Linked DNA regions of Mus musculus: region 1 is linked to region 2. A link is a loop called in an ENCODE intact Hi-C map of the cell type or tissue named here. Cell type or tissue: left cerebral cortex. All regions are shown on one strand. Each heading gives the region's core, and the rest is flanking DNA. Links, peaks and the distances in the headings are about the cores only. Region 1 has its middle 120 kb from the start of A26c2. Region 2 has its middle 130 kb from the start of Chrna7.

The links. A loop is a pair of places that touch in the nucleus more often than their neighbours do. Peaks named below come from ENCODE experiments on the same cell type or tissue, not always from the same donor. Only the 100,000 strongest peaks of a DNase experiment are listed, where the experiment ranks them.
Region 1: a loop joins it to region 2, with 2.4 times the contacts of the local background. A loop is called at or near these places in 2 of 42 quality-filtered maps.

What each region holds. Positions count from the first base shown.
Region 1 is chr7:62,946,035-62,951,420 of GRCm38, forward strand. No RefSeq gene overlaps it. Among named protein-coding and RNA genes, the nearest start is that of A26c2, 120 kb to the left of the region's middle. In left cerebral cortex, for the core only: no CTCF peak of the experiment used is centred there; a DNase peak (open chromatin) is centred at 2,984.
Region 2 is chr7:63,083,929-63,089,314 of GRCm38, forward strand. No RefSeq gene overlaps it. Among named protein-coding and RNA genes, the nearest start is that of Chrna7, 130 kb to the right of the region's middle. In left cerebral cortex, for the core only: no CTCF peak of the experiment used is centred there; a DNase peak (open chromatin) is centred at 2,177.

The DNA.
Region 1 (5,386 bases), core at 195-5,194, 140 kb before region 2:
ATTTACCTATCCTACATCCCATAGAGGGCTAATATCCAATATATACAAAGACCTCAAGAAGTTAGACTCTAGAAAAACAAATAAACATATTAAAAATGTGATACAGAGCAAAACAAAGAATTCTCAACTGAGGAATCTGGAATGGCCAAGAAGCACCTAATGAAATGTTCAACATCCTTAATCATCAGGGAAATGCAAATCAAAACAACCCTGAGATTCTGCCTCACATCAGTCAGAATGGCTGAGAAAAAAAAAAAAAAAAAACTCAGGTGACAGCAGATGCTGGTGAAGATTTAGAGAAAGAGGAACACTCCTCCATTGCTAGTAGGATTGCAGGCTTTTGCAACCACTCTGGAAATCATTCTGGCAGTTCCTCAGAAAATTGGACATAATACTACCTCAGGGACCCAGCTATACCACTCCTAGGCATATACCCACAAGATGCCCCAACATACAACAAGGACACGTGTTCCACTGTGTTCATAGCAGCCTTATTTATAATAGCCAGAAGCTGGAAAGAACCCAGATGCCTCTCAACAGAGGGATGAATACAGAAAATGTGGTACATTTACACAATGGAGTACTGTTTAGCTCTTAAAAACAACAACTTCATGAGATTCATAGGCAAATGAATGGAGCCATATAATCTAATATATATTGTTTTCTTACCAGTGACCACTTTAGATTTAATTTATATTTCTTTCTCACAATGTAAAGCACATTTAATAATGTTCCAAGAGTGCACAAAGCCTTGACTGTTCCAGTATTATTCAAAATTGCAAAGCTAAGCTCAGTTATGATGTCTTCTAGACACCACAAAGAAAGCCACAAATATTCAAGATGAAACAGCACAGTGTGCATTTATGGCTTTCTGTAATATTTCCGATGTGCTCTGTGTGGCTACTCTCTAGTTTTGCTGCAGCCCTGCTGTCCACAGCATTCCTCAGCAACCATTTCACATTCCTGACTTTTCTATCTTCATTGTCATGGATTTCTACTTTGCCCTGTCAAGGTTTCTGACCCTGCCAACCAGTTTAGCCTCCCAGCATTGCCTTTGAAAATTTACATTAAGCCTTCATGATTTTCTGTTCTGTACATCTGCAAATTCAGCATGTTTAATAGAGTGCAGAACAGAGAGATGATTAAACCATAGCCTAAGTGGCCTCTGGGTCACCTGACAGTTAAACATGGGGAAATTTCACCAGATAACCCAGCTTGATCAGGGTACCCTAGAGCTCTCCTTTGGAACAAAAATTCACAGAACAAAAATTCCTTTACATCTGTGAACCAGGGTGGGTAACACTGACTGCTACAATATCTTTAAGGCATATTTCTCTTTATTCTGGATCAAAGCACATGACTTCTGTTTTGTTTTTCTTTACTAGATATTTAATTCAAAACTTATCATTTTTCACATGGATTCTTTTTCTAAAATAACTTCTTTTAATTAGGTATTTTCTTCATTTACATTTCCAGTGCTATCCCAAAAGTCCCCCATACCCCCCCCCCACTCCCCTACCTATTCACTCCCACTTCTTGGCCCTGGCGTTCCCCTGTACTGAGGCATATAAAGTTTGCATGACCAATGGGCCTCTCTTTCTAGTGATGGCCAACTAGGCCATCTTTTGATACATATGCAGCTAGAGTCAAGAGCTCCGGGGTACTGGTTGGTTCGTATTGTTGTTCCACCTATAGGGTTGCAGATCCCTTTAGCTCCTTGGATACTTTCTCTAGCTCCTCCATTGGGGACCCTGTGTTCCATCCAATAGCTGACTGTTTCACATGGATTCTTGCAAGTGTTTTCCCTTCAAATTTGTTCATTATGTAATATGAAAACCTCACAAGATAAGCTTTTTTCTATTTATTTTTATTTGCTATTTGAACTTCATTATATGTATTAATTATTCACTATCTACAGGACCCTCAATGATACTCATGAGACATTTAACAACTGTTTGTTGAATAAATGACTTTATCACCAAACCAATATCAACAGGACAGGGTCTCATTTGCTACAAAGTAGCCACCCTCATCACAGCAATACACTGTGCCCTGATTCTACTATAAAATCCATAGCACTCTTTTTGGTCCTTCATATCACAAAGTTCCTAGAGACTGTAACATGAATATATTTTTGAGAATGGAAACCATTGCCCCTTTCTTTCAATTTACCTAACCTAATATTGAAGAGATATAATTGTTCCTCAGCATGGATGTGCAGAAAAGATCATGTAACTTTTGATAATAAAATCAATATATGCTGAAAATGTGTTTCTGCTTAGGATGCTCTACCAATGATACCTCTAAGAAATCCTGATGTATTTACTTAAGGTGAGGAGTCATTTCTGTCTGCTACAGCTTATAAAAATGAGAGAACACAAAACCCTTCATGGGATGGCCAGGAGTTTTATTATCCACTCTAGTTTCTTTAGTGGCTGAAGTTATTATGGAGACCATGGGCTTGATGGACGTCTCGAGTACTGGGTATATAGAATGGATGGCCTGAGTTTATTTCTGTTGCTGAAGTTTTCTTACTAATAGTCCAGATATCATGGGTCCATGCTCTCAAAATTATAGTTTTTTAGAAGCATAGGTTCTCTAATTTCAGGCAGCCCATACTCAATATTTTCCTGAAATCCCAGAGTGGCTAGATCAGCTTCAACTTGGTTGTGATCTTGAGGAGGAATGAGGCCTGTTAAAGAAAGAGCTCCCCTAATGTTGATGCTGTCAGTATCTGGGCCATTACATAAAGGGCTTTGAGTTTCAAGAAGAAACTTACTAAAGGCATTCCTCCATCTCACTTCATATCTTACCCATTTTGCAGCAATAACATCCTGAATTCAAGGGGGCTTCTGCTAACACTGAGCCAGTAATGATAGCAGCATCAGTGAAAGTGCCTAATTCTGAGACATTTATCAAAGTAGTCTTCTTGTAACTTTATCATACTACTACTATTCAGTAGGAAATTGTGACTCATTTCCCTCCTCCATTGTCACTTGCTGGTTTAAGTTGAATTAACTTCTTACATAGACACTTTCCAAAGATTTCTAACAGCTCTTGTCTCCTCAAGTCTCACATTACTTCAATCCTTATGAAGCTTTCTTAGAACCATCTGTTTTTGTTTTGTAGAATGGCCATTTATCTATTCTACAATATCCCAAGGTCTTTGAAAACCCCTGGCTTTCTAAGCTTGCTATTCTGTATCCTCTATCTTCAAAGTGAACATGCAAAGTGAGTTAGGTTTAGTAGAAACACTTGTCATTTGTAATGTCATCTTTTTCTGTCTCTATTCCCAATTTCCTAACAGTTTCACGGGGTTCTCACTTCATATTGTCCTCAGTAGATTTAACCAAAGCATGTCCAAATAAATGAAAGAGTAAAAGTGTATTACAGTCTTAATTTCTTATGCACAGCAACTTCTTAGAGTTGTATGACTCAACTCCACTCAGCTGCTGTTAAAATAAATATGAGTATGATGAGATGAAATTTCTGAGCATCATGGTCTTTCATAAACGATATTCATTTATCATTATGAATATAAGTCACTGCAGAAAAGATCCAAAGTGGCAAGTTGGATATATATCTTCTGGAGTAAACTATCATTCTTTAGGAAGATGTTGTGAGCTGCAGTAGAATAACAATGAGGGCTGATACATTTTCTATCTTCCTTATTTCTGGAGTAAGCCGTGATTTTAGGTGGAGATGTTGTGAGCTGTGATAGAGTAACCATGAGAGATAATTCCTTTACTACCATTCTTCAACCCCAAAGTGAAATCATATCACACCCCAGACTGATTACAGAGAAGAAGGGAGCATCTCAAATAATCAGTAAGGAAGATTATCATTCAAACTAGCAGTTCTGACACAAAACAGGAATATGACCTTCTTGAAATAGAAAATATAAATAACATTTATCTAAAGCATCAAACCCTTGTAGTTTGCATTTGATAATAAACATAAAATACCTCCTTCATTTGAGGAGTCTGACAGCCAGTTTTGTCCATATGAAATTCTATATATCTTATAAATTGCTCCATATTATTGTAAGTCCATGCTCAGGCACATTAGGAGTAGAACAACACAGCATCAAAATTCAAAACACTGTCATATATAGGATGTGTGTGTGTGTGTGTGTGTGTGTGTATCAATAAATATGGCTAATAATGATACAAGTAAATCACACATGGTAAGGTTTTTTTTTTCAATTATGGAGACAAGAAAAGTCAACTTTGCAAACAGTTGAAAGTTGGTGAATAAAGTTCTTAGTTTTATAATGTGACTACATGACATTAATCATCCTAGTCTTGCGGAGCTTAAACTGACATCTAATGTTTACAGTGTGTGTGGCCAAAAGCAAGTTAATCCAATTTTCTGGCTTGCTTCTGTGTAATCTGAAAATATTATACTATCTATTCAAAGGCAATGCAAGGAAAAATGAAAAGCACTTAATAAAAGCATTCCCAAACTGCATAGCATAACACTTCAGCAAACCTCTAAAAGACCTTGACATGAAATGCTGAGGCTTTAGTAAAACTTAAACACTATTTCTTCCCAAGTTCATAATGGTGTACCAAATACAACTCCTGTAAATAAGTCAGCATTTATGACCAGGGTAAAAGAATGTGGATTTGAACTTTTATTTTTATATGAAAAAGTTATAAAGACTGGGACCAATAAGTCCACTCACAGAGAAAAATCAAATTTACCTTATCCCTTATGGACTGCTATGTGAAAACAGTGTGTGTTGGCTCACAAAGTCTGACAATAAAAGCTATTAGCTTTTTAAAAAGTCATCTGGGTCAAATTAAGCATTCAACAAATGGCACTTTTACCAGAACACTTTTCTTTCTTCAAAGCTGTCAAATTCACATGTTGTGTTACAAAGGTAGATTGTCAAGGCGTCTCTAATGAAGAGCTGTCAATTTTATAAAAAGTGATTTGTAAAATTTATAAATTGAGTCTGATATAAATTGGGTGTTTTAGCACTGAATGTTAGCTACTCAGGTTGTAAGAGTGCGTGCACCTTTTTCTAATACTGACAAAACAAAAATAAAACAAACAAAACTCACTTTTATCACATGAATTGTATTGCGTACAACATGTGGCAAAACAGTTACAGAAATGTGACATTAGGTAACAGTGAGTTATGACAATGAGTAGGATCTTTAAACCAAACCGAGGAAGAAAATGTTGCAGATTTCAAGTTTTAGTTCTGTTCTCACCACGGATGAAGCATGTCTGCTGGCTCTTTGATTGAGTAAAGAGTAGTCATGAGGTTCTAGATACCTTGCACCAGTAGAAATACTTTCTCAACTGTGGAGCGCTGCTCAGTGACTGCCTCTCTGTCATGCTGCTTTTATTGTTAGGGTTTATATTGAGTTAGTCT
Region 2 (5,386 bases), core at 145-5,144:
AATCTTATGCCCTATCTGACCTTTAAAATTAAGGCAAATTGGGGCTGGAGAGATGGGCAAGAATATTTGCTGTACAAGCTTGAGGACAAAGGTCCTCAAATCTCCAGCAGCTGTATTAAAAAAAAAAAAACCAGCAACATGCACCTGTGTATACCTGTAATTTCAACATGGGGGGTGGGGGTGGGGCGGTCCAAGACAGGAAGACCCTGGGAGTTTGTTTACCACCTAGTCTAGCTTTCAGTTCAATGAGACTCTGTCTCAAAAGAATAAGGCAGAAAGTAACAGAGGAAGACACTTGATAGATACTCTCATCAGCTCTCTGCACAGACATACACATCCAGGTGCATGTAACTAACTAACTAACTAACTAACTAGCTAACTAACTCTCTCTCTCTCTCTCTCCTTTCATTAATTAATTTATTTATTCACTTTGCATCCTGATCACATCCTCCTACTGTTCCCCCTCCACACACACACACACACACACACACACACACACACACACACACACACACAAACCCTCTCTCTTCTATGATGGTGGAGGCCCCTCCTGGTTATCCCCACCCCCATCCTGGCACATCAAGTCTCTGCTGGGCTAGGTGCATCCCCTCCCACTGAGACCTGACAAAGGCAGTCAGAGTTCTTCTGATAGCATACTTGTTCAGCTTCCCAGCATGGTGCTTAGCAAATACCTTCTAGTATGAAAGAGAGGGTGTAACTGAATCCCATTATTGTCAATACTCTGAAGACAAACTGAGTTACACTTCTGCCCCACTTGGAGCTTTCAGAGACTTCCTGCTGCTTTTAGCACCAGGAAATTACAATGGCACTCCTGTTCTTCCTCGAGGAGGCAGCCCACTCCTCTCTGGGTAACTGATGAGAGTGTAAGGTAGCTTGTGGCTGCCTCCAGTGGACTTGCCTGACTGGGTCCCCTCTGCTCCTCTGTCCCATGCCACCTACCACCTTGTCACACTCATCTCTTCTCATTTGTCAGCATATTCTGTCACTAGTTCATTGAACTTTCCACCCAACTTTCAGCTCCACCTGATACATCTCTCCCTCTTCTTATCTCTCATCACAGACATTCAGACATGCTCATTCGGTGAATTGTTTCCGCTATCAAGTGTGATAGTTAATGACCCTGCCAGCTTTCTCGAAGTCATTGCCAAGACTCCTTTACTTTTGATGCATGATTTCCCAGCATTAGCATTCTGAAAAACATCACCAAGGATTTTTTTTTTTTCAGATATTTGTCGTCAGGCAACTGATGACATCTCTCGAAACTTTCCCCTTTTCACTCAAGAATGTGTTGCTGGATGTCATTATCACAGCAAGCACAGTTTGCTGTAATGGAGAAAGGAAGTCTATGTTTTGAAGGCTTTAAAAAAACAAGACATTCGTGTCTGCCATGTAGGCGTGCTTGGGGCTAGATCATGTCCCGAGCCAGCAGTTTGCCTTTCCTGTGCCCTTTGTTCCATTCTAGTCTAGGCTCTGGAGTCTCACAGGTGCTATCCATCATTTTCTATTTACAGGTGGGGAAATAGAGGTTTGGATAAGGTGATCAAGAGCTCACTAAGTGGGAGCAGAACTGGGTAGGTTGACCCCATTTCCTTACAGTGATCATTTGTAAGTACTGCAGTACAGGTACTAAAGGTGTACAAAGAGACAATGATCGAAAGTCAGAGAAGTGTCTCCAATAAGCTTTCTTCATCGTGGCCTACGTGGGGTGTGGAGCCTTAACATAAGCATAAAGCATTCCTCAGGAGTTATGACTGCAATGCCGTCCTCAGATGATCCCTTTGCCCGAGCCTCCAACAGTATCCCCAAACCAATAGCATCAGAGAGTTAGATACGTTAGAGCAAAATGACTTCACATAAACATGTTCAATTTCAGCTACTCCAGATTATATACATGAGTGACTAAAAAGATGTGAAGAGCAAATCTAAGCCAGGCAGATTATTTTTACACTTCCTTCCATCCCACAGAGCCCAAGTTAGGATACCTCCCACCATTCCCCTCGATTTTCAAAGAAATAAAGACGAAAATATTTGTGGAGTAAACAGAAGCAGCAGCAGGACCTTTATTATAATCCCGGCTCACACACAACTGTTGTGCGAAACTACAATGCTACTAGTGCTGGTCTCAAACCTTGTCTGGTTTTGGATGAGCCACCAACAGAGATCTGTGATTGCTGGCTTCCATGTTTTGTACTCTCTGCCCCAGAAAAGGCTCATTATAGCAGCTCTAGCTAAGGAACAGTTTTTGTGGCTGTGTGCCTGACAAAAGGGGCAGCAGATGCTTTTGTTCTGGCTTCCTACAAATGCTATAAGAAAGTATACCAAGACTGGGTGGTTTTAACAACAGGGATTTATTTTCCCATAGTTCCGACTGGAGGCTAAGATCAGCATGCTATCAGAGATGGCCTTTCCAGAGACTTCTCTCCTTGGTGGCCTCTCTGTGACCTCATATGTGACCTTTGCTCTCAGTTCTTCTGTCCTTACCTCTTCTTTTAAGGACACCAAGCAAATTGGATTAGACCGACTCCCTACTACTCATGCCCAGTTTTAACTTATTAATTCTTTAAAGTCCCTATCTTCAAGAAAGTTTACCTGGAGGACTGGGTTTGGAACTTCAGCATATGAATTTGTGGGGAAATGATTCAGCTCATCACAGGGTCCACAGTGTTCTAAGTGACCATTTGGGAGCTCAGGCTGTGTTTCTAATAAGGCACAAAACTGTGAACACTCCATTTGAGTTGTGGGTTGATCTCAGGCCATTGATCATGGCTTCCCCTGTCCTGTCCATGTATTTCTAGACACACAGAAGAATCTTGAAGAAGCTCAGGAAAAGTCCTGCTTCCCACTACCATACCATCAGCATGTCCTGGCAACAACACATGTCTCCCCCCTGTTCCCAAACAGGGGCGAAAACCTTTGGCTTCTTCAATAGTCCATTGCCTCCTGAGTGCAAATCTTTGTGGTTGATGTGTGAAAATTTACACTTTAAAAAAAAATGGCTCTTTCACTAATTCTCTTTTAGGTTAAACCCTAAGAACCCAGGTCTCAACTCTGTGTTAGAACAGTTTTATTGGATATTTTATGTATTTACATTTCAAATATTATCCCCTTTCCCAGTTTCCCCTCTGGAACCCCTCTATAACATCCCCTCCCCCTGCTTCTATGAGGGTACTCATCCACCCATCCACCCACTCCCACCCCACTGCCCTAACATTTCCCTACACTGTGGAATGGAGCCTTCACAGGACCAAGGGCCTGTCTTCCCATCGGAGCCAGACAATGCCATCCTCTGCTACATAAGCAGCAGGAGTCATTGGTCCCTCTATGTGTATTCTTTGGTTGGTGGTTTAGTCCCTGGGAGCTCTAGGGAGTCTGGTTGGTTGATATTGTTGTTCTTTCTATGGGGATACAAACCCCCTCAGCTCCTCCAGTCCTTTCTCTAACTTCTCTATTGGGGATCCCGAGCTTAGTCTAATGGTTAGCTGTGAGCATCCGCCTCTGTATTTGTCAGGCTCTGGAAGAGCCTCTCAGAAGACAGCCATATCAGGCTCCTGTTAGCAAGCACAAAGGAAATGTGGTAGATGTTTTAAGTTTTGTTGCTCAGTAAAACTTTTCTTTTAAAGTTTAGAGACAGATAACCATCAGTGAGGCTCTAAAGGCTTCTGCGTATTTTGCAAAATCTAAATCTATGTCAAAAGATTGAATTGCCTCTTTCCATGGACGGGTAAGAAAGATTAAGATGAAAGAAAGAGAGATGGGGTGGGGATAAAGGAGTATGGAGGTGCAAATCTTGACTGTGGCATTTATCAGAAAGTGTTTACTACTGCTATGTACTTTTCGGGATATATACTCAAGGGCCTTATGAAGGTGTGATTGGAACAGAGGTCATGGCTGTAATGTGTGAAGGGATAAAGCCTCAAGCTATACTAAAGTAGAAACTTAAGGGTTCTTTAAAAACTCAATTGTGTTAGATGGTGTTTTATTAGGGCAAACAAGTAAAAGAGTGTTTCCTCCTCCTCTTCCTCCTCCTCCTCCTCCTCTTCCTCCTCCTCCTCCTCCTCCTCCTCCTCTTCCTCCTCCTCCTCCTTCTTTTGAAGTGAACAGAGGTGAAAGGCTAAGACAGATTTGTAAAAGAAAGTTTCACTAAAGCAGACACAAGAGAAAGTATTTCTACTAAAACAAATACTTGAAAGGACACATGATGAGAGATTCTTTACTAATGGTACATGTGTATTGGTCCACCTTACATTGCATAGCTGGTTTACATTTGTTGGAACTCCATAGAGAAAAACAAACCAAAAAAACTTCTGGTGATGTACTACAGCTTTTTTCCCCCTGCTTCTGTGGACTAGGACTGATAGACAGAGGGATGTCAGCTGAGACAGGCACATGTGCTAAGATGAGACATATGCTGAAGCAAGACCCATAGAGGATATGTGATGTTTAGAGGGATATAAACAGAACTGGACTGACAGTAAAGGAGGCTGAGCTTGGCTTACTTAAAGAACTAGCTGGATTACACTTGCTGGCCTCACATCTTTGCTGATCTTCGGTGATCTTCGTTTTGCTGAGAAAGACACAGCTAAGGACTTTTCCTGGCATTCCTCCTGATCCCTCCTGCTGACTTGTGCTGAGGCTGAGGCCTAGTTGTTACAGCTAGGTCATGCCACTGCTATTGCTGACAGGACTCGAACTAGACTGCTAATATTTTCATGAGAGATTTAGAAGTATATTAAGCTCTACTGAACAGTCAAAATGCAGGAAAGACAGGTGAATGGTGTGGGCTGAAAGCTGATAGTCATATCCTCAGTGTGACCCTACCCCACCCTGCATATTCCTTCAAACCCCTGGCCTCTTGAAAAATCTGTACTGGTACAAACAGAATTACATTAAGCAAAATACCTACTTTGAATTTTAAATTTTGTTTGTATCTCAGGCTGGTGATTCCCTCAGCAATGCATTCTTTTGGTGCTGGGCAATCATGGGCAACTTTTAGCCAGTCGGTGCTCTTCAGTGGACTGTGTTGCTAAACTGCTGTGTTGCTGGGTGTCTTAGTTAGGGTTTTACTGCTGTGAACAGACACCATGACCAAGGCAAGTCTTATAAAAAAACAACATTTAATTGGGGCTGGCTTACAGGTTCAGAGGTTCAGTCCATTATCATCAAGGTGAGATCATGGCAGTATCCAGGCAGGCATGGCACAGGAGGAGCTGAGAGTTCTATGTCTTCATCCAAAGGCTGCTAGTGGAAGACTGACTTCCAGGCAACTAGGGTGAGGATCTTATACCCTCACCCACAGTGACACACCCATTCCAACCAGGTCACACCTATTCCAACAAGGCCACACCTTCAGATGGTGCCACTCCCT